Regions from separate parts of the Homo sapiens genome. Here region 2 is linked to region 1. A link is an interaction called in ENCODE POLR2A ChIA-PET data of the cell type or tissue named here. Cell type or tissue: GM12878. All regions are shown on one strand. Each heading gives the region's core, and the rest is flanking DNA. Links, peaks and the distances in the headings are about the cores only.

Region 1 (10,841 bases), core at 1,634-9,633:
TGAAGGAGAGATGTGACCAGACTGAAAGAGTGCCCATTAGCCACCGAGTGCAGGAAATGAAACCTGTTAACCATGCAGCGGCTCATCCCTGAGGAGAGGGGGAACGTGCCCCTCGCGTGACTCAACCCAAAGACAATTATGGAATGCAAATATTTAGAAACTGTAGAGTTGTTTAGCTCTCTTCGGAGCACCGAGCGCACCCGCTGCGTCCCCAGCTCCTTCCTCTGAAGGAGTCCTGCTTCTGAAATTCCCTGACCTGCAAGGATAAAAGGAAAGAACCTCTCAGATCAGGGTCCTTTTTTTTCCCATTCTGTGTTTATAAATCTCTGTCAAACATACATTGTTTTCTGGTCATAGATGTCCTCTTAATGCAGGCAGGTAGTTTTGTGTATGTGAGGAGTTACCAGTATTCTGGTAACTCAAAGCATGGGCTTCCTTGGGAAGGAATTTGAGAAGGAACAAGAGAAGAGGAAAATGATTAGAAACTTTCCACTTGATGTACTTCTGGCCTTGTAGACACTGCATAACTCTCTGAAAGCAGAGGATAGGTTTGAGCCCCTTGCATCTCCAGAAGAGTGCCTGGCACAGCGCCTGATGAATGTCAGTTGGGTGGCCAGCCAGACCTCCACATGGCAAGGAGCACTTAGTAGGGCTGGAGTAGAGACCAGGTGGCAGCACTCTGTGGGAGGAGGCAGCTGCCCTCCTTAAGGTCACTGATTTTCCTCTGAGCACTGCTGTGATTTTTTAAAGCAAATACAGAATATTAAAACTCTGCATAACTAAGGGTTTACTAAAGGAATATATAATAATCCTAATATGTAGCTAAAAACTACAGGAATTCATAATGCAGCTAGCTGATGCTCTGGGGTTACTCAAGAGATTTTTTTTCCAGTTAAAGTAGAATAGAGAAGAAATTGTAAAATCAACCAGGAGTCATGAGTATAAATCATGAACTTACACCAATCTGTGCCTCAGGCCAGGAGCTCACCTGTTTTGTATCCAAGTGTGGAGGAGACGAAATGACATGACAAACTTGTGGCTAGAGGAACAGTGGCTCCTTCCAAAAGTTAGAGTGATATGTTAAGTGCTGAAACCAAATGAAATCCATTCATGGGCTCACTGACCAGGTTCAGAATGGGTGATTGTCCATCATATGCAGTAACTCTGACAATTGTTTGTGGCAATTACACCTCTACATCCTGCCCTGCCTACCCCATCTCCCCTACCGTCTCTGACAGTAACACACTTTCCTTCCAGCCTTATCTGTAACCCGATGTGCCTGGTGATCCACCGTCCAGTGCGCATTATAAACCATGTAACCATAAAATATGAAACGTCAAGAACATTGAGAATCAGGGTACACGGTACTATGTGACTGTGTCATACTGCTTTTTTAAATCTCAGAACTGACAAGCAGTTAGCTGACTTGATGGGATGAAAATATAAGGTTTGACTAAAGCACAATTCCAGGTGTGGTCCAGAACCAACAACGTCAGTCAGCATCACCCAGGAAATTGATAGAAATGCAAATTATCCGGCCCTGCCCGAGACCCACTGCATCAGAAACTCTGAGGATGAGGTCAGCAATCTGTGCATCAACAGATCCCACAGGTGAATCTGATGCAGGATAACATTTGAGAACTAATGGACTAGGAATGGAGGCTGATTATTTAAGGGACCTAATATAACTTCCTAACTCAGTGCAGCCTTCGGAGTGGTTGTGTAAGAGCCTGCTTCAAAAAGGCTTCATTCCTTCCCTTTTGAAATTGTCTTCAGAGACTAGGACCAGAGTGGAACTTGTTTGTTCACGTGTTTTCTTCATCGGATGGCCTTTTATAAAAAGCCGAGTCACATGGCTTGAGATTTGATCCATCTCTAAATGACTTTTGTCAGTTTTTCAAACTCACACTCAACCTCAGAGGACAAAGGTTTATTTCGTTGAAGGTGTTCAGAAGGATGTGCTTCGGGGGATTGTCCACAGGTGTGTTTACTGTGAATTTGAGCGCCTGTTATGCCCGGTCTTTTCTCTGGATTTGTTAAATATAGCACCCACCTGGAACAGTCTGAGAATGTGGCTAGGTAACGATGAGGACCAAATACAAAATAACAAAGGACAACCTGATATACCAGGAGACACCAGGTTGTGGGTCAGAGGTCAGATGGCACCAAGAAAATTGATGTATAAAGTTTCCAGGACAGCTCAGCTTGCATCATTTGGATTTTTTGACGGTATTTTCATGATGAGCCATGAAACAGCTGCCAGATTTTGACGGAGATATAGCAATGCAGTGAGGGCAAAATACCACAAAGAGTTTGCAGAGGAGTTTAAGAAGCAAGATGTCACAAAGACTAATAAAACAAAATTCCACTCTGTTTGTTTACTATGGCCATCAACACCTAGTTTTCCCATTTGGCCTGCATAGTGTTTCCCAGTGAAATGTAGCTTATGCATAACTGAGGTTTGGGAAGTATTAAGAGGCTTTAATGATCCAAAGCAGCCCCAAGCTATGGGAGTGAGACAGTGGCTGGATTTACACATAACTCATAGACGTCTTCACAGAGCTCCTGTAAAGCAATCCAAAGTGCCATATTTAAAAAAAACTTCCTCATGTGGCTGTCCACTCCCATCTGGGGAGCAGTCAAGATGTCAAAATGACGAGAGGAGAGGTTTCTGTTCTGATATTGACCAGAAGCCTTGACTGATTTCTTTGATAGTCCAATATTTATGACTTCATCAAAACCTACAACTAGGTTTTTTGAAGCAGTAAGTTATTCAAATTTTATATGTCCCATGGCCCTATTTCCCATTGCGGGGAATATTAGGAGTAAATGCTATTCTAAGTCAATTAGTGAAATAGAATAGCAATAAAAAGAACAATTAAAGAACCATTGTTCTAATACCTTATTGTATTTCACCTGAAGGGCCCCCAGCAAGGACTAATAAAGAGAGCAAATTCAAATGGGATTTGCCAACGTATTGGTCAGAAATGCATTCAGCTCCATTAACAACAAACGGACAGTAGTGTAAACACATAAGGAAGTGTTTGTCTCACATAAGAAGCCTATAGAGAAGCAGTTTGGGGTCAGAAAGATGCCTTCAAGAATCCAGATTTTTCTCTTATTGGTCTTCTATCCTTGTCTTGTGCTTTTGGCTTCTGATGGCATCAGAGAAGTACCTCTAACATGGCATATTTCAGGCAAAAGAAGAAAAGAGGAGATAAAGTACTAGCACATTTCTGCTTACAGCTCATTGGCAGAACAATCACGTGGCCATATCTGGCTGTCAGGAAGCCTAGAAAATCAGGTTTTAAACTTTCAAAACCTCTGAAAGAGAGGAGGAGGTTGGATCAACTAATCTAGGGTATATTATTGCAAATAGCATAATGAATAGCAGATGCCTGGATTGATATGTCCTAATGCATTTCAGCAAACATTGTCAAGGGCCTACTCTTGTTAAAGGTTCACATGATACAACGTGATAAAGACAAAAATAACACCAAGTGTATAAGCAAAGCCTTTTGTCTTGCTGGAGGGGTGAGGGAAGGCTTTATAGACTAGGTCAGTGCTCCTCAAGCATTCATGTGCATTCAAAACACCTTGAGATTTTGGTAAAACGCAGATGCTGATTCCATAGATGTGGGGTGAGGCCTGAGATTCCGCATTTATAACAGGCTCCACGGAGATGCTGGTACCACAAGTCTGTGGAGCACGCTATGAAGAGAAAGTGTTTAGGTAACATGTAAACAGAGCTGAAGGCATGGGTAGCAATTCACCAAGTAAAACAAAGGAGGAGTATACCCGAGGCTGGGGGAACAGCAAGCACAAACATACATGCATCCTCTTCTACGCAGTCCTTTGCCACACTCTCTGTAGAGTATCTTCTTTTACATATGTGAAGGTATTCACACGCATATGTGAATGGATGTTTGGATAGATACAATAAGTAGATATTATATATTTTATCAATTGTGCTATATGCTCATGGCTACTGAGTGGCCAAGCAAATTCTCAACCAATGAGGACCCTACCACACTCTTCTAATACAATTTGTTGGTTTTTGTCTTCTGTAACTTTTCCTTCTGCTATTTATGTTGTGTTTTAGGGAACAGGTTTCACTTATAATGTTTGGGGGAAAACTTCCAGTATTAGTGCTGGAGCTGTTTAAGGAAAGAGGAAGAGAACCACTTTGGATCTTAAAAAGCAAGGTTTACCACAGAGTCACTTCAAGAAAGTGGTTAAGGACACAAACAATAAAGAGCATTCCTTAAATGTTATAAAGCCTGTCATAAGCATGACTGGAGCTTGGGGTGACTGACTAACAATTGTGTGACCTGTGGCCTGGAAAAAACTGTGGCCAGAGGGATGTTGTGATTTCAGAGGATTTGACAAAATTCAAAGAGCCATTGCTAATGCCTGATGCTAGAAATAGCTCTTTGGGGAGATTATGCTGACATGACCCCACATGTGGTTAGTTCAGGTAGCATTTCCATTTCCAGGAGCTAATCCCCCATACTAAGTGAGCAATGCCTTTTTGGGCACATTGAGAGACCAGCAAGTAGCCTGATGTTCTAGAGCACAAGACAAGAAGAGAGGGGTGGTAGCAGATGAGTCTGGAAAGTCAGGTTGGTTTAGCTATGCTGAGGCCCCCCTGCCCTCAGCCCATGGGCAGTTCAGAACTACCCAAGTTCATAAATGAGGGAATAACATGGTCACACTCAGGCTTTAGATAACTTTGTTGGCAATGCAATGGATAGATGCAGGAAAAGTGTAATGGCTAAACTGAAGTTAGGCCAGGTAGAAGGAGAGATGATGAGAGCCTGAATTAAAGCAGTGGCAATAGGAAGGGAGACAAAGAGCAAGATTCAACAGTTATGTCAAAGGTAGGCTCAGTTGGGTAAAGGAATTTGTAAGATGTGTGCTTGAAAAAAAAAAAAAGAGAATTGAAGATGACTCTAAGACCAAGGTAGCAACTTGGATGAGCGTAGTATATTTTTTTCATTTACATTTGAAAGCCTTCAGTTGTTCATAGGCCCTCCACACCCATTTGCCTTATTCTTGGCCATTTCATGTATCTGTGACACCTGCCAGAGTCTGAAAGCTTTTGAGATTGAGCCCAAGAGTTCTGGCTGAGCCAACAGGTTGAATAATAATGCTTCCAACTGTGAGAATGAATACAGAAGATCACGTCTGCAGGAGGAAGATAATTCAGAGCTTCACCAATAGAGAGGAGAGTGATTTGGCACTCATGGGTTGAGGACTAGCCTGGACCTTGATTCACTTTTTCTGTGACCTTAAGCCAGTTCTTTTAGCTTTCCAGTAGCTATAAAGCAGAAGAAAACATCCACCGCCCTGTGAATAACTCCCCAAAGCCACTAGGCTCATAATATTGATCCTGGCCCAGTACACACTAATCAGTGTCATCTCTCCTCTTTATAGGCAACTTTATGAGCCCTCATTTCCCTGTGCACTCAGCTCTCTAGACTCAGAAACTATCTGCTGAAGCACTCCCAGTGCTTCCCCAGAGCCGTGTTGCCTGTGAAATCAAAACCGAGAGGGGAAGAAAAACCAGTCCGGGGGTATCAAGTTTCTCTGGGACCCACCATTCAATTCTCAGTATGCAAGAATTTTTAGAAACAGTCCAGTGTTTATTTTCATGGTTGCACTAAAGACCTCTGGAAATACCATAGATAACCACAGCACCAATAACTATTTAATTTATTACATTTGCACATGCTGATGGAAAGAAACAGATCTTGGCATAAAGACAACAACAAACAAATGTAAATTACAAATCAGACAGTCAAATTGGAAATTGAAGAAGACTCAAAATCTACCTTCGGTTTTTCCATTCCCATGTAGTATTATTAGATCCTTTTATGTTTTATTTCTGCTAATCTGATGTCTCTCTTCAATAAATGAGTTTTTCTTTTTTCTTCTTATGCATTCATTTTTCTTTTTTTTGAATAAGGCACTGGGGCTAGTCCTAGGGAATACAAAGATCAAATAAGGCCCTGCCTCTAGTTAAGTCATGTTTTAATATTGTGTCTTGTGCAAAGTTCAAGTCAAAACAAATTTTAGAAGACGAATTTAACCTATTAAATGTTGCAAAAACCTCATTTAAGCTTATGCTTTTTAGTGAGGAATTGGGAATAAACTAAGCTGAAAGTAGAAAAAAATCAAGTTCTATACCGTGTACCTTCATGATTATGCCATTTGGTCCCCAATTATCTCCCATATCCGTTTGTTTCCTCAAGCTGAAGCATCTTCATTAGGTCAAATGCATAAGTATAAATAACTAAACTGAAAGCCCACAGGTGACTTTTTCTTCCAAGTGGCACAGCTACAGTTTCCCTCCACCTGCTAATGAGTAGTCCCAGTAGGTTTTGCTCAACCCATGGACTTCTATTTGAAATCAGAAGAGTGAGGCCAGGAACAGTGGCCCACAACTGTAATTCCAGCACTTTGGGAGGCTGAGATGGGGAGATCACCTGAGGTCAGGAGTTCAAGACCAGCCTGACCAACATGGCGAAACCCTGCCTCTACTAAAAATACAAAAATTAGCCAGGTGTGGTGGCAGACGCCTATAATCCCAGCTACTTGGGAGGTTGAGGCAAGAGAATCACTTGAACCCAGGAGGTGGAGGTTGCAGTGACCGGAGATCGTGCCACTGCACTCCAGCCTGGGCAACAGAGCAAGACTCTGTCTCAAAAATAATACATAAATAAATAAATAAATAGTGAAACTAGTTCGTTTTCAGTTTCCCAAGACCTTAAACCTGGTCCACGTTACTATCTACTCTCACTTAGACCAACATCTAAACCATCTAATTAGTGTCTTACTTTCCTCTTGTTCCCTGCGTCCTATTCTCTACACTATAAACAAAGTAGTCTTTTGAAAGCACCATCTAATTTCATTAACTCAGTGCCTACAACGTATTGTGGCTCTTGGGGTAAATACCAGAATCCTTAACATGATGTTATACCCAGCAAGATCTACCTACTCCAACATCTCCATGTTTGGCTTATATTGTGCTTCTCTTTCCCCTATTATTTGTTCTCATAGCACCATATAGCTCTCTTTGAAACCCTTTGCAAGGTATAATTTTAGTTAATTACTTGATGACCCTCATTTGATAATAAACAGCAGGAGAGCAAAGACCATGTCTATTTTGGCTCATAATTATATTCCTGGTAGCTAGCTTAAAGACTTGCATACAAAAGGCTTTAACTATGTTTTCATTGCATGAATGAAGAAATACATAAATAAATGGTCAATTGTTTTCTCAACCACTAGGTACTGTTTTTAGTAGTCAGAAAACATATTTAAGGGATGAAAACTATGTCCATTTCTTACAATTCTACAATAAATACTACCTTCTAAATGTCATGGCCTTGGTGGGAAGTTATCAAGGGAGTCAGTAAAAGGATACATATTTCTACCTTTCCAGAAGAAAGAAGGGAGAGGAAAAACATAGTTATGATCCATTATCTCTGAAATTCTCTTCAATTGTCTAAATGTCCCAGTTGTTGAATGAATCTTTAACTCCCTAGAAAAGTACTGTGTGTTCACCGGGGCCTGTCAGAGGGTGGGGGGCAAGAAGATGGAGAGCATTAGGACAAACAACTAATGCATGCAGGGCTTAAAACCTAAATGACTGGTTGACAGGTGCAGCAAACCACCATGGCACATGTATAGCTATGTAACAAACCTGCACGTTCTGCACATGTATCCCAGAACTTAAACTTACAAAAAAAAAGTACTGTGTGTTTTATTTATAGAAAACATGAATTTTGAGGGTTTTTAAAAAATATATAGCCAATTATTTTACAAATGCTATAGAAAACATTCTTGTTTGTTTCAATTTTATTTACATACTGGCCCACCTTTTATAGCTCACTAGTTGTTAGACATTGGACCACAAAGATGGATAAGATATACCCAATGTTCTTGAAAAGATCTGAGCCCCACAAGGCATGATTGTCTCTTAAACAATACTAAGCAGTAAGAATTGCAATAGAAATGTGCATATGTCCCAAATGAGAAGGAACTGATATACCAGGAGAGTCTAGAAACTTATTTTGAGATTTATATGGTTAGTACATCCAAGAAGTTTATAACACTTGGCCATGCATAGTATATACCAAGTGAAAAAGAATGCCCTTTCTTCTGTGTGTGTAAATATTGTGTCCAATTAAAATTTTGTCTGAACAAGATCTTTCTTAACCTTTGATTCCTATGTAACTTCCATTGTCCTGAATTGTTTTCTTCATTTCTGATTTTTGACTCTTGTTACCAATTTTGTCTATGGCAGGGGTCCCCAGTCCCTGGGCCACAGACTGGTACTGGTCCATGGCCTGTTAGGAACCATGCTGCACAGCAGGAGGTGAGCAGCAGGTGAGCAAGCAAAGCTTCATCTGTGTTTACAGCCGCTCCCCATCACTCACATTACCACCTGTGCTCTGCCTCCTGTCAGATGAGAGGCGGCATTAGATTCCCATAGGAGGAAGAGTTCCTATTGTGAACTGCACATGCGAGGAATCTTGGTTGTGTACTCCTTATCAGAACCTAATGCCTGACAATCTGTCACTCCTCCCATCACCCCCAGATGGGACCGACTAGTTGGAGGAAAACAAATCCAAGTCTCCCACTGATTCTACATTATGGTGAGTTGTATAATTATTTCATTATATATTACAATGTAGTAATAATAGAAATAAAATGCACAATAAATGTAATGTGCTTGAATCATCACAAAACAAACCCCTCCTCCTTGGTTCATGGAAAAATTGTCTTCCACAAAACTGGTCCGTTGTGCCAAAAACTTTGGGGACCACCGGTCTAAGGCATTTTCCTTCAAGTAACCTCCCAGTAATCAACCTTGACTACGCTAACAACTTTGTCTCCTGCATCATGGACAGAACCAGTAAATAGACTCCTGACCAGCCCTGTATTTCATCTATCCCTCCAACCTAGGCAAGACCTGTACATGTATTTTATGTAAAGAGGGAGATAGATGTGAACACAAATAAACTTGCAACACCAGCAAAAGCAAACAGTATGGTGATATGAGAGGCCACATAGCATGTACTTGAGAGTATGTGTTCTCGAGTAAGAAGTCAGATGCTATCTCTTATTAGGTGGATGAAATGAAGCAACTTACTTAACCTCAATCATGAATGAGAATAATAATGATATCTATCTCATAAAGCAATAGCAAGTATTAAAGTAAAGAATTTAGGTAATATGCTTAATACAGTGCCTGGCACCTAAAGGACAAAAAATAAACAATAGGCATGAGAATGATTAACAAAGGAATTATAAAGATGTGTATAAAATGCTGCAGGAAACCAGATCAAGTTATGAGTGACTCTGCTTAAGAAGTTCACTGAAGGAGAGACATTTGAGCTAAACGTCAAAGAGTAGAGGGAAGCCAGGAGGGAGATTGGCAAAATGACATTCAGAGACAGGAAACATCACAAACTAAAAATAAATGGTAGATTTGAGGCTTAAGAGACTACAGAAAAAAATAAATGATAAGCTTGCTTGAATCAGGGGCTCAGCTCTGGATAACAGAGAAGAATCTAAACTAAATCTTGGAGATATTTCCTAGAACGGGTTTCAAGGTGATGGCATAAATTGTATTAAAGTCGTTTGTGTGTAAAGTATATGCCATTAACAGCCTTGACTTCACAATATGGAGTTGTTATTAAAAGCTCACTCTCTTCTTTGAAGACATTTATATGGAAACGCTAAGTGTTTTTACAATCATGATTATCAGCTACTTCTGTTGTTGAAAATTCCTCTTAACATTTTGCTGACCAAAGTGCACATTTTCAGGGTCAAACTATAAATTCAAAGATATAGGCCACGATTTCCTTGTTTACTCAGAGGCTACGTCTGGGCTCTGGAGAGACATTCTTCTAAACTCTCCCAAAAATATGCTTTTGGTCATCACATTCAAACAGAACATTCTTCTTGAATCTTACTATTTTATGTCAATGTCTGTCTCTGTCTCCCCACACCCCCTATGCTGGCCCTTCTCACTCTTTTTGTCAGTTCGAGCTCTTTCATGATTGGCACCCTCCCTGTGAGACTTTGAACAATTTGGTATTTTGCTTATGTTTGTTTTTAGCCTCACATATGCTATGAATCACCCAATACTTTCTGCTCCATTACTACCAAGCTGACGTTTGAAAAACACAGTTTGCTATTTTATTTTCCTCTTCCATTATTCATTCGGCCCCTCCAAATGTATTTTTTTTTTTACACATGAACCCAGCGCTAAAAATACGCATCAGTTGAAGGTTCTGCCAAAATACTTAGTGAATGAGTAATTCAACTTATCCAAGACCGAAAGAAGTATGGGGGTCCTCGGAAATGAATGAACCAATTTGTCTGAAACCTGACTTCATTAAGACATAAAAGTGTGACTATATGGGATATAAAGTCACTGAGTCAGTCTGACATTCAATGTAGACCTCATGTCAGCCTTCAGGAATTGACATCCTTCCCCAAATATTGCAGGTTCAGCCAATGTTCTTATTCACAGCACAAGCATAGTGTGACCCCTGTGTTCTTTTTTAAATTTCTTTATAGCTCTTCTCTTTATCTATGTTTGTTTATTTTCTTGTCTGTATCTCTCATATAGAATGTAATTCTCTGAAGGAAGAAATGACTTTCTGTGCTGTTTTCCCAGCACAAAATGAGTGCCTTGAACAGGGTAGGTGCTCAAATTTGTTGAATCAATTGTCCCCCAAAGTCCAATAAGCCCTAACTATTAATTCCTTTTTTAACTTGTATTATTCCTAAGAATAAAATAATAACAATGGTTATAATTCACG
Region 2 (10,841 bases), core at 1,719-9,718, 470 kb after region 1:
TTCCAGACAGTATAAAAGGGTATCAGTATAAAAGGGTAGACAGGAAAAATAACTCTTCCTTCCCTCTCCAGAAGTAACCATTAGTATGAGTTTCTCATATTTTCTCCAGAGATACTAAATGAACTTGCAAGCTGGTGTGGGTGGATGTGTGTGTGTGATTTCACACTCCCCTTCCCTTTAAAAACAAATGACCACCAGTTATTCACATTGTTCTGAATCCTGACTGTTTTCCTTAACAGTATCTCCTGGAGATTGCTCCATCATTACACGAAAAGTTGCCTCCTCGTTCTTTCTTAGTGGCTATGTAGCATGCCATTGTGGAGATGTACAACAACATACCCAACCGGATCCTTAACACTGAACAATAGATTGTTACCTATCTTTTATTTTGCATGGGACAGAATCTCTGAGCTGGATAAAACAGAAGAGGCACTGAATGAATATTGACATTTTGTTCTACCTGCTGCCATCCTCCTTTTAAGAAATACTGATTTCTAAACAACATGGAGAGGCTATTGGAAGAAACAGATGTCACCCTTCCTGCTTTACACACAGGAAGATACAACACTTCTCTGTTTTGATGCTGCCCTCAAACAGCAACTGAATCTTGGGAAGAGGAGCTACTTAGTTTTGCCAAAACCAAATTCATCTTTGTGGGCAGACCAGCCTCAATGTCTAACAGCCTTCACCAAAGAAAAATCATCTTCAGGGTAAATTTTTTAGGTATAGGGAAGCCTAGGGTGCAGTCTAGGTCAAGGTCACCTCTCCCTTCCACACAGCATGACTCAGAACTCCAATTCTACTTGGGCTCTGATTTAGGACATTCATAGTCTTTGGACAAAAAAGCTCCCAAATGGTGAGGTGGGGAAGTCTCTGCAGTTAGATTTTGTGGACTTTGGGCAAGTTACTTAACCTTTCTGAGGCTGCTACCGGCAAAAATGGGAAAACAATACCCACCTGTCAGAAGTGACTGTGAGGATTAAGAAAAACAATGCCTATGTAAATTGCGAAGCGAAGTGCCTGAATTCGGAAATGTTGACTCTTACTAATAAAACAATGCAAAGCCACTTCGTTTTTGGAGAAACATCTTGGACCTGCCTAAAAATACGTCTCTTGAAAATTCTGGCCTGTGGTGATTTTCCGCTCTCCTGACTCCACTCCCTCTAGGCCCTCGTGGCTCCTGCACACCCTGCAGAATGGTTTGTTACTTCTCAGGCATGCAGCATGAGCCGGGTGCAGTGGCTCATGCTCGTAATCCTAGTGCTTTGGGAGGCCGAGGTGGGAGGATCAGTTGAGGCCAAAGAGTTCGAGGGCACTCCATATTTATTTTCTCCTTGTTTGTGCTTGCACAGTTCCATTTGCTTGCAATGTCCCCCATCTTCCCATGGGTAACTTTTACTCACTTACCAAGATGCAGCCCAGAGGGTGAGGCTCAGTGTCCCTCCCCTGGGTCCCACTGCATCCTGAGTCTGTCTCTGTCACAGCACTGCCAGGCTACCTTAAAGAAACCTGGGTGCAGGTCTCACGTACACGGAATACTACCTTCCCAACAGTATCCTGGCATGCCGTAGACATGGTAACTGCTTGCTGAACTCGCATGAACCCTATGGAGACAAGAATTCCAGTCAGCCTCAATAAAACATGATCTATGCCTCTGGCATCTTCTTTCAACCAACAACATGGGTATCTGCCCTTCGGGTATTTATATTCCCACAGACCTCAATTTAGAATACATGTCATGTAGCTCCTATCAAAAGCATGGCCAAGATAACTGGGATCCTCTAAGAGGGATCCTGCCTTCCACCTATCATTCTGTTACCAGGCCGATCACCAGCAAACATGCTTTCTCCAGGTTGTTCTCCTTGTTGCACCATAGTAAAAACAACCTTTCAATACTTCAGCTTAATATCAGACTCTGTATTTAATCAAAACCAATGGGAGTAACAGCCCTATATAGAGGGCCTCATTTATTTTTTGCATGAAACTGCTTTGGAAGATATTATCTATTGAGCTATTCAAAATCATTAATATAGAGATTCACATGACAAATTAATATTATAACTTGTAGCTCTTGATGAACTGGCATGCTTTTTTTGAACAGACAATTGAACTATACATCCCATTATATTTTTTCCCTTCTTTGTCGTGGCTGCTAGGTGGCTCAGGACAGTTTTATGATGAATTACTCTCTTCCTCTCTCAGCCTTTGTTAATCTTATTTTTTATTCTCATTTTACTCAACTGTACATGTATTTTTTTTTTTAAAGAGTAACAAGCCTCACATTCCTGGATTTTATTTGGTTATCAACCATGCTCAGAGGACAGTTGCCACCAGATACCTGGCACATGTCACCCAACTGTGCTCTAAACACACGCATGCATGTACAGAATTTGTCAGCATACAAAGACTTGAAATAACAAACAAATGCCTGCACTTAGTAAAGGCTTGGCATTCTTGAAAATGCTGCCTCAGTTTTAGCTGGCAATAGGGGACAAGCATGTATGTGATGGTTGCCTGCACAGATTTTGAGATGGACATAACACCCACACTGTAAAGTCATCACTTAATAAATCTATTGAAACCAGTCTAACCCTTAAGGGGACAATTAGACCTGGATTCTAAGAAATAAAAGGAAGGAAACAAAAAAAAATGCAGAGGAAGTTCAAATCCCAAATCGCAAACCTAACAGTAAATGGGAAATGTAATCAGTAGATGCTGGGATTGTGCCTACGCCAGAGATAAATACTGGGCTTGCAAACATCCTGCTACCACCTCTTCAATTTGGAAGAAAGCGTAGTGACAAGCAGATGGTCAGCTTTTGAGGGAAAGTTTTTAGTTTTGTTTTTAATGGCAGAAATGGGCAAATGTAGGAGGAAATCTCACAAGTATGGGAAAAAAATAGCTTACCTGAGATTGGAGAGTTATGGAATGCTTAAGGAAGTGACAGCACCTCTGGCAACATATTTAAAGTTTAAAGAGTTGGCTTGATAAAAGTTTGAAACTTGGGAAGTAAGGAGGTGTCCCATAAAACTTTATTCCTCTCCCCTCCCCTCTCCTCCTTGTGATGCAAGTACACAGCAACTGCCTCCCAGCAAAGGAATGGCCATATTCCTTGGAGTATGATCTCCAAGTATCTGTCAAATCTCAAGATCTCAAGTGCGGCTCTCATCTAGGGCTACAAACCATGGCCAGGAATGAGGGACTAGCCCTCAAGACGATGGATGACTTGTTGGCTGGGGGTCACACAGGCCTCAGCTCAAACTGCTGCTTTCTGTGACCTTGGGGAAGTCACTTTATCCCCCTGAAACCCAGTTTCCCCATCTGTAAAATGGGAATATTGATAGTGGTTGTTCATCTAACTGGGTTCTAAGATTAGATAACATATGGAAAAGCCCTAGGCTAGTGCCTGGCAACAGCAGATGGTCAATAAACATTCCTCCCATTCTTTTTCCTCCTTGGAATCCATTTTTATCCTTTATATTCTCTGTCCTTTATTATAGCTCCTTTCAAGGATTTCCTGCTCTTTTTTCCCCTCTCTTTTTCTCTTAAACTCTGGCCCGCTGACCTCTGTTTTTAGGTACTCATTCTCTGCTTCCTATTCTCCCATGCTCTTGTTGTCTCCCCAAACTCCCCCAGCATCTGATACTTGAACGATACCAGAGAATGGAGGGCAAGAAAAAGAAGAAACATGACTGGGCTGCTTCAGTCTCTTTCCCAACACACCCAGCTTCTGTAGCTTGCCAATACCCAACCATTGCCCGCAGAAGCAACTAAGCATAGTGGTTGTGGGTGGGGCAGTACTAGAACCTGACCACCTGGGTTCAAATCCCACCTCTACCCTCAGGTAAGTTAGGTAATCTCTCTATGCCTCATGTGCAAAATGTGGAGTACAACAGTACCTCCGGCATTATGTTGATTAAATAAGTACACACATGTAAAATGCCTGGGACACTGGGGCTTCCTTAATGTGAATTATCATTGTCATTACCACCATTATCATCACCATAGCTCATGGAGACTTCATTTCAACCTTTGAGAACAAAATTTGTTCTCAGGATATGAACCAGGCACTGGAAGATCAAACTGAGGTGGAATTTTCCAGCCGCTCAATGTGATTCCTGGCAGAAGAAACAGTTCTTATCCAAACTCATAGGTTTTGGACAATGTCACAACAAGTTGGAGACTTTTGCAAAGCTCGTGAGGTGGATGCTGGCTGCCCCACTGTTTCTGGCAGGCCACCAAAAGATGCCACCACCCAGTGGCCTGTGTCTGAGGAGCTCTCAGAGCTGCTGAGCCACTGTTTTTGCATGTTCATGGCTCTCACAGAAGACAAGGGGCCAGTCCTTTTCAGATTCTTTTCCTTCTGCTTAGTCACATTCTAAGATGCACTCTCCACAACACTGTCATTAAAATGAATGGAGGCCAGCCCCAGCACACCGGTGTTTGCCATTTGTTCTCTAATAACCTGTAATGGGCACTGATAATGAAAGCCTTTTCCCAGAAATTTGTTTTTTAAATGAATCAACTGTGTCCAGGGCTAAGTAGGAAGATAACATTTTCTTCATTTTTAAAAAACTATAAAATACGTTTTTCTTAAAGGAGGCAGTCAGTCAACTAGGAATAAAATAAATTATGCAAGAAGCCTTTGGACTGAAAAAAGGGGATATTTTCAGAGATCATATAAAACACTATTGAGGGGAAAGAAAGCAGTACAAATTTGGATCCTGGAGTGTAAAGTCACCAAATCCTTCACGAAGTCCCCATAAGAAAGGTCCAGTGTAGTGACATCTGTGGCTGTCTCTTCTCTGAGGACCACCCCTTCTCCATCCGCAGAGTCCGTGTGCCTTGGGTGTTGTTCTCCCCTCCCACCCAGTCAAGGGTGAACAGGTGATTCAGGCCCAGCCCCACAGAGGCTCACTTATACCCCTGGCCACAAAGATTGGTTAAGGGATGGGGATGGGACTCAATGTGGACCAACAGAAATTAGGCTCAGCCTGTATTTCAAACTGCTGAGAAAAAGAGGCTCTCTCTTTCTTTTCTGCTGGGCTTGGGCTTTTTAAGAAGGTAAGTCCAGCTGGTGGTAACCACCCTGCAATCAAAAGGAAAGAGCTTATCTAAGGAGAGTCAGCAAAGAGGAAAGCTGAAATGAGAGCTGGCAAGAGCTGGGTTCTGATGGCAACACCTGTGCCCCTGGACCCAGCCATGCCTGAATACAAATGTTCCTGCACAATGGAAAACCAGTAAGTTCCATTTTAGCCTAACTTATTTGGGCTAGGTTTTCTGTTACTTGCAACCAAGAACACTGATGGGTAAATCTGCTCAAGCTGACATACAGGGTCTTGAATAGAACTGTCTGTACATGTAAAAGATGTCACATTAGGGAAATTTACACCAGTGTTCAGTTTTCAGAAACATGTGAGGAAGACAGGAATAGCTCCTGTTAGAGCCCAGAGAGGCCCTGGATTGAGAGAAATGCAAACATTGCAAAAGCAAAGGCCCCAACAGTCACTTTAGTAGTGCATGGTGCTCTGTGACAATGTGTCAGACTATCACCACTGAATGTCTGGGATGCAGTTTCCATAGTTCACTTACAGTTTGAGAAAGAGAAGGGATGCTACCCATCCAAATGAAAATAAATACCACATGTACTTTAGCAGGTTTAGCATAGTAAGTGAAGGCTAAACAAAACAACTCTGTGTAAGGAGTAAAAATAAGCAGGCATTTTCTGTAAGTCTACGTGATCACTATCTATATCCTCTCCTTATTAATCCCACCATGAATCTGGTCTATCCTGATTGTTTCTGAGTTGCTTTACCCTCTCAGAGCCTAGAGCTAATCTCCTAGAGATATAGCCTAACTCCAAGGCAACCAAACAGCCTTTGCTAAAAGCTGAAGGTGTCAGAATTTGTCTGATGTGCTTAGTCTTGGGTTGCAACACAGAAGAGGAATACAGCTTATTTTTGAACCTATTTTGTTGGCTTTTTAACATTATAAAACTCAAAGCAAAGAGGATGATGCAGAATGTCGTAAGATCTTGTGTGACACTCAGAAACCAAAACAGGCCCTTTGTGGAAGAAAATTTGAGCAAAAAAAAAAAAAAAAAAAAAAAAAAAAAAAGAGTTCCAGATGGTGAGGTCTATTTGACTATGAAGCAAAGCTGTGATGAAAATAGGGAACGTCTCAGGCAAGTCAATTACATGAAATAAATTGACAAAAGATGTTGCATCAGGAGCCAGCTAGCATGGAATTCTGGAATGGGAAGACAACATTACTAGGCTTCCCCAGCTTTAGTGTCTGAAGAGGTAAAAAGCATATTGACACAAGAAAACAAAACAATTGTAATATTACAGATGAGAAGCATATGTTCAAAGTTAACTATGAGCAGCTCCCCACATGTGCCCTGTATGATCTTGCCTCTGAGCCTTTTCCCACTGTTTGCTGTCTAAATCCAACCTATCCTCAAGATGCATGTTCAAGTGCCAATTTGATCACAAAGCCTTCCTTGATCATCCCAGTTCAAAGTCATCTCTCTTGCCTAGGAATTCCAGCAGCACTTTATCCTGTAGCACCTAGACCATTCAATACAAGTACTTTATGTTTCTGTTATTTCTCATCGTGAAGGGCACGATCCCCTGTAACTCATCTTTAATGTGTTTACATATTGAAGACATTCAGAAAAATCTGTTGAATGGCAGAGAGAGTTAAAAAAAAGCTCAAAAAATGCTTCCACTATCTCTTGTCAGTTTCTCTTTGCACATTGGAATGGCTGCAGCTGAACTTTCTATATGTGATGGAGAACACGGCTGCTGGATATTCTGGTAGGCAAGACAAATTCTTAACCCAGCACCAGTTAAAACAAAACAAAAAAATCCATGAAAATATTATGGTTGGCCTGGCTTAGTCATGCGCTTGCCCCCATACTATTACCATCTCTAGGTCTTAAGGAATTGTGATACACAATCTACATCATTGATGAACAACTCTACAAACAAATGAAATGTAATCATTTGAGCGCCCCTATTCTTATTACAAACAATGGATTTCTTTTTTTTTTTTTTTTTTTTTTTTTTTTTTTTTTTTGAGATGGAGTCTTGCTCTGTCATGCAGGCTGGAGTGCAGTGGTGTGATCTCAGCTCACTGTAACCTCTTCCCCCCCGGGTTCAAGTGATTCTCATGTCTCAGCCTCCCGAGTAGCTGGGATTACAGGCGCATGCCATCAGGCCCAGCTAATTTTTTTTTTTTTTTTTTTTTTTTTAAAGTAGAGATGAGGTTTCAACAATGCTGGCCAGGCTGGTCTCAAACTCTTGACCTCAAGTGATCCACCCACCTTGGCCTCCGAACATGCTGACATTACAAGCATGGGCCACCGTGCCAGGTGAACCAAAGGAAACCTTTCTAAAACACGGCACACATTTTTCTACCTTCAAAGACAGAATATATCAAATGCAATTTACTTGAGGTGAGAAAATTATAAAAATCAATACTGTCTTGTGCTGTTATACAGTTGTGACCAAAGAAGCTGCTGCTGGATTTGAAGGGTAGCTAGTTCTTTATCCAGACCTTTGTATTATTACAGCTTTTATGACTTCAGAAAAAGTTCTTCTGGACTTTGCCTCATCAGCAATTATTAACTTTCTATTCTGTGAATGTAACCACCTTTTGTGGTATGACTGTTACTCCCAAAATACTGGATGGCAGAAAGCCAAGGAGCCAAGTTTGTTGTAATTGTCTGCAAAAGGTATGTCCTGGACTTGGCAGTCTTCGAACGTGCTCTACCTTCAGTTCCTGCTGAAAGGTTGGTAACCCAGTTCACTGTGGCTACAGATGATTAAACTGTAGAATCCCCTGCCTCAAGGTCTCCAGTCCATAGATGCTTTCCCTCAGGGCTGGATGGCAGAGAATTTAGCAAAGCAGCAGGTGAAATTCTAAGGAGAATGAGGCTATGAAAGCACTGGGGCTGTCAGGGGTCATGGCAATCCAAAGCTAAAAGGAAGCAGAAGCTGTGAGGGAGAGTAAAGCCCAGGCACAGAATGGTGGGAAAGAATAAGCCAGAGGGGAGCACTGAGAAGCAGCAACTGGATGTAGAGAGGCCAACACACCAAGTAGCTAAATGGTGGTCATGTGGAGCCAAAAGAGCCACTCCACTCCATTCTGGTCCTCGCCTTCCTCCAAGTGGCTCCACCTCCTTATAGTTCCTGCTCTGCCTGGACCCCAAAGCCCTAAGCAGCCTCTCCTGGATTCCTGGTCTGGGCTTCCTGCCCACACTCCCTCAGTCACCCTGATCTGAGGGTGTCCAACAGGTCTAGAGAGCTGATGAAATTGTGGGCTCTTCCGGCTACTCAGAGAGCTTTTGTGTTCACTGCCAGCTACGTACATGGGGTTGTTCTAGATGAGTTAGGGGAAGGGCGTGTGTTATTCTTTAATTGAGATATGACTGGAACCCAGAGGGCAGCCTCCCTTCTCACCTTGTGCCCATCACGAAGCAGGACTCTGCACCTCAGTACAACCCTCCAAACACATTCCAAATCCCCAGTGCCTGTTAAAAGAGCAACGATGACCATAATTACGGCAGGTAACTTTTACTGAGCCCTGATTATGAGCCAGAAGCCATGCAAAGTGCTCTACATGAACTATTTCATTTCATCCTAACAACCCTAGGAGGTAGATACTACTACTGTTTCCATTTAACAGATGAGGCTTATAGAGGGCAAGGAACTGTTCGTCGTACTCAGAAATAGAAAATCAAACACTACATGTTTTCACTTATAAGCAGGGAATAAATAATACACATCATGCACATAAAGATAGAAATGACAGACACTGGGGATTCCAAAAGTGGGGAGGGTCGGTGGGGTGATGACTAAAGAATTACCCATTGGGTACAACGTTCATTATTGGGTGATGGGTACATTAGAAGCCCAGTCCTCATAACATCACACAATATACCCACGTAACAAACCTACACATGTACTTCCTGAATCTAAAATAAATTTTAAAAAGGAAGTGATCATTGTAAAACAACTAATAAAGTTGGGATGTGAACTCTTCAGTAAATCTGCCCCCAGAACCCAAGCTCTTAATACTGTGGAAGACTGAAGAATGAGGGAGTGGTTCTTACCGAAGCCCGCATGAGGTGACATGGACGAGGATTCACATTATGCACCGTGTACAAGAAAGTCCATTAAACTTCCTTTTAGATATTTCTGTTCCCCAAAGTTCCTCCCTCACTGACAACACCCTCATCTCTCCTCCCTCTTCCCCACCCAGCCTCCAAAAACCCCAACCTGTATGTTCCACTCAACAAAACCAGTGCAGGGCCCCTAGGGGCCCTGATTCGACCCCAGCTTTGCACAGATACACACTCAGGTTTCACAGCTTCAGCATGCAACCAGGCCAGCCCCATGGTGATGTGTAAAAAGCAACCTTGAAAAGATCATATCCTCTCCAGAGGAAAAGAGCCATCTTCCTAGTTCGGCACACGGGCCAGCTCAGCTGAGCAGAGATGGTGTTTTCTTTCTCTTACTTACTACAAATTCTTGGATTTCTATATGAATCCGAAGTAAAGCAAAGCATAGGGCTGTGGCAGCATACAAATAGGGTTCTACATGAAATCACATTGCTCTTCTCTTTTGAGGCCCGACACACTGATTATATATTCAGATTCTAGATGAGGGTCTTAGGTTTCTGTCGAACATTTTTGTACATAGAGACCTAATTCTTCCTGAGGTGTGCCAAGGCCAGTGGGTTACACTGGGAACTTGCTTACACAAAGTGAACCAAAAATGATGACTAAGGCAGAAAGCTGGCTCTGAGTTTCATCAGGAACACTCAGGTTATGGCTAACAGCGCTCTCTATGCTCCAATTCAGAGCTAGCTATAGTCAAAATACCAACTCAACACAGGTTTTATTAACCCTCCCTTTGTAATGCCACTGGAGTTGGCATACTAGTGAAAAGAATAAACTCCTGGAGGCGGAAGAAGAGCTGCTAGTAGAAGGGTAGAAAAATCAGCCATGGATGCAAAGAAAAATACAGCAAAAAGAGTCTCATTCTTTGAAATGATGAACCAGGGCACTTGCTTGTGGGCATCTAACCTAATTGATTCAAGCTGAAATTAAAGGCAGAACTTAATAACTTAATAACTGGCTTGTAAGGAAGAGGAAATTTAATTTAGAATTTCCTTATAGACAAAGAAACAGAAAAGAGAGCCCTCATACCTATACAGAGATTTGGGTATTGCATGAAAATTTGATAGTAAAACTTCCCCTGACCCATGGCAAGGCACAGTCTCTCTTCACTTATTTTTTCCTGGTTACATTGATTCAGGGTTTAAAGAACTACTCATTCTCAAAACTTTCCTTTTCCATATAAGGTCAGAAAATAATCCTTCAAGATATGAACTAAATTTTATTTTAATAGGATATTTGATATACTGCATTATATAAGAAATTGTTACAAATTTTTGCCCACTACAAATATTAGTAAACTGCTAGATGTTTGGGAGAAAAAAAAAAAAAAGAACAAATACAACCTAAAGATAAAGTCTCTTGTTGCAATGGGGTGGGGAGGACTTCAAAAATGCAACACATGCAAATGATCAAATTGCAGCTTTTCATTCTTTGTGATATTTTTTCCTTTCTATGTCATTCTTATAGTCCAAATTTTAAGTTTTCTTGAAATCTAAAACATTAGAGCCATAGAGGTCTCAGTGGGAAAAAAACAAAAAATTGGGGACATAGCTTGGTAGGGTCTGAGAGGTAGGAAGCCTCCTGGAGAACAAGAGAAAAAAGATGGATCATAAAACTAGAACTCTGGCCAGGCATGGTGGCTCATGCCTGTAAT

What was found. ChIA-PET counts read pairs that join two places held together with the same protein. Peaks named below come from ENCODE experiments on the same cell type or tissue, not always from the same donor. Only the 100,000 strongest peaks of a DNase experiment are listed, where the experiment ranks them.
Region 2: POLR2A ChIA-PET joins it to region 1 with 10 read pairs; 1 of 35 experiments calls an interaction of 5 or more read pairs at or near these places.

Annotation. Positions count from the first base shown.
Region 1 is chr5:143,636,449-143,647,289 of GRCh38, reverse strand. No RefSeq gene overlaps it. Among named protein-coding and RNA genes, the nearest start is that of MIR5197, 38 kb to the left of the region's middle. In GM12878, for the core only: no CTCF peak of the experiment used is centred there; a DNase peak (open chromatin) is centred at 5,529.
Region 2 is chr5:143,163,722-143,174,562 of GRCh38, reverse strand. All of the region lies in intron 20 of ARHGAP26 (Rho GTPase activating protein 26), which reads right to left. Among named protein-coding and RNA genes, the nearest start is that of ARHGAP26-IT1, 23 kb to the left of the region's middle. In GM12878, for the core only: no CTCF peak of the experiment used is centred there; a DNase peak (open chromatin) is centred at 7,749.